Regions from separate parts of the Mus musculus genome. Here region 1 is linked to region 2. A link is a contact called in ENCODE Hi-C or POLR2A ChIA-PET data. All regions are on one chromosome and are shown on one strand. The core of a region is the stretch at or near the end of the contact, and the rest is flanking DNA. Distances in the headings are between cores, read along the strand shown. Region 1 holds the start of Ttc24 (tetratricopeptide repeat domain 24). Region 2 holds the start of Bcan (brevican).

Evidence for each region. A loop is a pair of places that touch in the nucleus more often than their neighbours do. ChIA-PET counts read pairs that join two places held with the same protein, here RNA polymerase II (POLR2A).
Region 1: a loop to region 2 is called in a map of mouse trophoblast stem cell, with 2.9 times the contacts of the local background. The contact joins the promoter of Ttc24 here to the promoter of Bcan in region 2. A Hi-C loop is called at or near these places in 28 of 37 maps with a recorded cell type or tissue (CH12F3, Patski, T-helper 1 cell and 10 more). POLR2A ChIA-PET finds 5 or more read pairs at or near these places in 3 of 5 experiments (Patski and embryonic stem cell).

What each region holds. Positions count from the first base shown.
Region 1 is chr3:88,076,924-88,079,623 of GRCm38, forward strand. Ttc24 (tetratricopeptide repeat domain 24) reads right to left here and starts at 1,381. Exons shown (of 10, transcript NM_172526.3): 1 at 1,347-1,381.
Region 2 is chr3:87,999,046-88,001,745 of GRCm38, forward strand. Bcan (brevican) reads right to left here and starts at 1,311. Exons shown (of 14, transcript NM_007529.2): 1 at 1,058-1,311.

The sequences.
Region 1 (2,700 bases), core at 131-2,630, 78 kb after region 2:
AGCCTGCTCTTCTAGATAACCAGAGATATACAGAAAACCCCTATTTCAGGGCAGGGGAAAGGAAGACCAGCAATAAGAAAAGCATATATATATATGTGTGTGTGTGTGTGTATGTGTATGTATACATATATATATGTATGTATATGTGTATACATATGTATATGTATGTTTTATATACATATATATATATATACATATATGTATATATATATACACACACACACACACAATTTAAAATCATCTTCAAAGGTCCACTTCTGTGACACTATATGAACTCAACTGTGCACCCCATCTGTCATTCCCTGGGGATTATGGTCCTCTTTAGTCAACATCTAAAGGGCTCATTTTTGTTATTTTGAATTGTGTGTACATGAGCACATGTGGTTATGTGCACCAGAGGCTTTGAATCCCATGGAGCTGAGGTCATCCTTGGTTACGAGCTGCCCGGTGTGGGTGCTGGGACCTGAACTCAGGTCTCTGCAAGATCAAAAAGTACTCAGAGCTGTCTTCTCAGCTTATCTGAGCGCCAGCATCTCCGTCAAAACAAAACAGACAAACAAAAGGCTGTCACACACCTTTAAAATCCCAACTCAGGATGTAAAGACAGGCAGATCTCTGGGAGTTCAAGGCCAGTCTGGTTTGCATAGTGAGTCCAGGACAGCAGGGTTACAAAACCCAAACAGGATACACAGGGCTTCCCCTCACCTCTTACACAAGGCCTTGTGACCTACGTGCTGCTGCTTTATAAACCAACGGGAATTCAGCACAGCCACCTCCAGCGGTGGCAGGAGCTGTACTAGCCCCGGGCACTCAAAGCTGAACAGACACTGAGTTAGGAAGAGGCTGATGTCCAGGAGGCGTCTGTGTGCATTGACTGTGCCCTTCCTATTGTCTCCTCTACTTTCTGCCAGTCGGTTCCCGCCTTGGTCCCCAGAGAACTCTTAAGTTCAGATAGATTCTTCTCATCAGCACATTTCTCCTGGACTGCCTCTCTTCCCAGGAAACTGAAAAAAAAAAAAAAAGCCGAAAAACGACCCCCCCCTCAACCCCCACTTTTTCTCTTTTACAGAGAGGGGGCAAAAGGGTTTCTGCTTTTCAAAGATATTTTCTCTGGAGTTGGGGATTTGGCTTAGTGGTGGAGAAAAGGGAGAGAGGATGAGAGGGAGGAAGGGAGGGTGGGAGGGAGGAAGGGAGGGTGGGAGGGAAAACTAGAAAGAGTTGCTTCTGAAAACACATAAAATCCCGACTTCATAAGGCTCCCCACCTTGAGGCACTCCAGGCTGTCACCTTGAGGCTCCGGACTGTCCCCTGCACAGTCTTGGGGACCCCACTCCAGGACCTCTTACCTCTGTCTGTCCTGTTTTCTCCACAGTGGCCTTCTGGAATGGTTCTGCTGGCTTAGGTTACTTCCCAGCAGCCTTGAGCGCAGAACTGTGTTACCAGACACCTGGCACTCTCCTTTCCTCCCAGGTAATCCTTCGAGTGACAGCTGTGGTAACCTATCTTAGTGGAGGACCCTAATGGTGCTCAGACATAGTCACCTAAGACCTGTTTCCCTTCCTGCTTGGCTGCCCCATCCCTGCGGACACACCTTCCAGTTCCTTCAAATAATATATCAAACTACCATGAGACAGTCATCTGTTCTTTCCCATCCTCTCTTCTTTTTTTTTTTTTTTTAAGATTTATTTATTATATGTGAGTACACTGTAGCTGTCTTCAGACACCCCAGAAGAGAGTGTCAGATCTCATTACAGATGGTTGCAAGCCACCATGTGGTTGCTGGGATTTGAACTCGGGACCTTTGGAAGAGCAGTCAGTGCTCTTAACCACTGAGCCCCCATCCTCTCTTCTTAATTTAATTTAATTCTAAGGTAGGTTCTTGTGGTGATCTTCTTTCCTTCTTTCCTTCCTGAGTGCTGGGATCACAGATTGTGCCACCAAGCCCTGCTCCGTCTCTCCCTTTCAGAGAGAGACATGACAGACCAAAGAACTCCATCTGCTACAGGGGGTGACTACAAGCTTTTTTTTTTTTAAATTATTATTTATTTTATGTATATGAGTGCACTGTAAACTCTGTAAACTCCAGGTTCTGTTTGATGTGTTTAATGAGAGGACAGGAGGCCCCACAATCACCAGGAATCTCTAACTCACCAGCTCACCAACCCATGAACCTACCACCAGTGGCTGCAACTAAACGAAATTTGCCCCTTTCCCCATTTGCCTAGGAAAAAGCCTTTTTAAGTAGAAGGGCCATTGCCAGAAACAGACTCCTGAAGTAGATGCACTGACCATAGTTGCAACACAGGCGTTTGCGCAGGCCTGGCACCCAGGGCCATCTCTGAGCTCCAGACAGGCTGAAGCTTCTGCTCTGGCCTGGCTTTCAGAGGTGCTAGCACAGCCTGTCCAGGCCAAGTAGGCCACAGAGTGGTCCCATACTCAGTAGGCTTTCCTTGAGGAAAATAGGGGGCGGGGGTGGGAGGGCCTGAAAGTGTTCTCAGCCAAGGTCCTAAGGGGCTCTCTCCCAGATCCTCTGTCATTCTGAACCAGCATCCAGTTCCCTTCAGTGCCACACCCACCATGTCCTCGAATCTCCTTCCACATCACTGACAATACAAGCAGCACCAACAATCAACGTGGTCACGATTAACACATACATTTCAATGATAACTTTAAATGCCAGTGGAATCAACTCTTCAAAAG
Region 2 (2,700 bases), core at 61-2,560:
TCCCCCCCCCCCCCCCGCCCTGGCCCTCAGCTCTGGAAACAGTTTCTCTTTCTGAGATCTCATTGCGCATACAGGCTCACGGGGAAAGTGAGGTGGATGACCAGAGAGGGTTAGAGCTAACTCTGAGCCAAACCGGGAGCCAGGTCACTGTGCCCTCAGGAAGGAAAGCTGCACAGATAATGAACACACTCTGTAAAGAGTCAGACTTGGGAGTATTCGGGGACCCAGGACTACATGGCTAATGATGCAGCCGGGGGTCAGTTACAACGTCAGGCAAGATTTCCTACCGACCATACCTATTCTCACTGGCTCCATCTCCCACTCGGTCTGCCTTCATAGTCGCTAGCCTGAGCCTAAGCGGTCCTCCTAGATCCTCCCAGGACAGACTCCCCTGCTAAGCAGCGCTCTGGCCTGTGCTGTGCAGCGGGCCGGGCGAGCAGTCACTCGGGTTACCGCTGGCAAGTAAGCCAGGTGCTGGAGCGTTCTGAGGAGGGGAGGCTGGGAGCAGGAGCTACTCACACGCCCGCCCGGCCCTGTGGCTACCTCTTTTACCCGTGTTGGGGCAGCACGGGATGAGGAAGGAAGCCTGAGGCCAGAGGATCCGACTGCCCTGAGACATGAATTTTTGATCCAAGTGGCCAAGAGTGGCTACTGTGACACTTCCCGGAGGAAAGCCACCACAAGGACCGGAGCTCAGCAGTCCCCTGTCGTCTCCAGCCCGGGCATCCTTAGTCGCTCCGCAGCCCAGACGTCCCCTGGCTCCTGAAGGCTGCGCGGCGAGGACAGTGAGCGAGCAGACGCGTGGCTCAGGGTGCCGAAGCCGGCACAGAGCGCTGCGCGCCCACCTTCAGAGAGGCGCCGCTGCCGACCGCACCCCCGAGTGCCTGGGGACCCCAGGAAGCTACGGTGGGTCACTGTCTCGGTCGCCCACAGCAGCCAGTATCGCGGCCCGCTCTCGCCCTCGCCCGGATCCTTTGGCTCAGAGAGGTCAAGAAACTTACCCAAGGTCACACAGCAAGCAAGCAAGCGACCGATAGGGCCAGGCCTCCGCACTCACCTTGCGAGGTCCCCTCCGCGCACACCGCACGTCCCGCAGCCGCAGCCGAGACTGCGGCGCAATGCGCGGGCGCGAGCAGGGCCGGGCGCGCGGGACCCAGACAGGGGCGCCAGCTCGCCGGGAGCCTCACAAAACCCCCTTTCTTCCCACGCGCCCCGCCTTCCCCGCCGTCCCCGGCCCTTGCCGCCCCCGTGGGGGGCTCTGCGCGGTCACGGGACCCGCTGCCTTCTCTGTGCGGGTTCCGGGCGACAGCGGGCAGAGGGAGGACAAGCGAAGTAGGACAAGGTTCCGCGGACGGGAGCCCAAGACTTGCAGCGGGGAGGGCAGAAGGGGCGGGGAGGGAGCGATGGAGGGCGCTGTGGCGACGCAGGATGGAGAGTTAGAACACGGGAGGGACTTCTCATTGGTTAAAGGGAGGAAGACCGGCTCAAACTTAGTCGCGCAGAGGATGGAGGGACGACAGGAGCTTTGCCCCGGGAAAGAGGGCACTGCTGGGTGAAAAGGGGAAGTCCTTTTCTCAGGCCAGAGAAAAGGCAGATGACCACAGCCATCCCTCTTGAGGAAGCTTTGATCGGGCTGTGCTCCCCCGGTGCTCCTCTCCCTCCCCGGCGGAGGAGCTGACTTTGCAGTGGTTGACCAGGTGGAGGTCGACTCGCAGAACTACGGGTTAGGCAACCCAAGTCAAGAGAGTCTAGGCGCGCGGTATCAAGTGGTACAGTGAGTGATGGAGCAGGCGTCACAGGTTGCAGATCAATGTGTGCAGGAGAGCCTGCTAGCCTCGGCTGGGCTGCCCAGTGTGCAGCCAGGAGCCTGGGGGTGGGCCTCGAGGACTGCCAGCTGTCCCCCACCCCCACTTCACCCGCTGCTTCTCCCTGCTTTCCCAGGCTTCCCACTTTCCTCCTCTTGCTTGCGACTCCAGGCAAAGCCTTGGCACCAGCTGTAGGCCACTCAGCCAGATCCTTGTCCTCAAGGCCGGTGTGGGGGCTGTGACCTTACCATTTCTAGATCCCCAAATGCCGACTGTCTGCAGACACCTTCACCCCCAACTCAGGGAACAGTTTCCTAATCACGCCCCACCCCCTGCCTTGGATGGAGTTCCAAAAAAACAAAACAAAACAAAACCAAAAAACAAAACAAAACAAAAAAAAAAAAAAACGCCTTCAGAACCTCTGGAAAAAAACAAACTCCTCTCCAAAGCCTTACAAGTTTAAAGAGAGGACTCCAGCTAATGCCGCCCACTGTAAGGACAGGACAGAAGGACCTTGAAACCCAGGGCAGAGTCACGCAGGGAGAAAACTACCAGGCAGTGGTGCCAGCAGAAAGGAGAAAGGGGCCCCTGAAGAAGCTGCACAGGAGGCCTTCATTTATTCATTCCTTAAGCTTGACCCACAAGTCATCTATGTACCAGGCCCTGTCTGGGGCCCTAAGACTGGGGGAGTCACCAGTTGGGAAGGACTCTGAGGTGCTGGGTGCCAGCTCTGGGTTGCACCTGCATGGCTCACCAACACATGGGCTCCATGCCCTGCAGGTCTCCCAGGTGGAGCTAGGAAAGAAACCAAGGGGCTGCAGTTCAGCCCAGTTGCTGTCTTGGATATAACACAATTTTTGCCTGGGAAAACCTGACTGTGACCAAGGAAGACAGG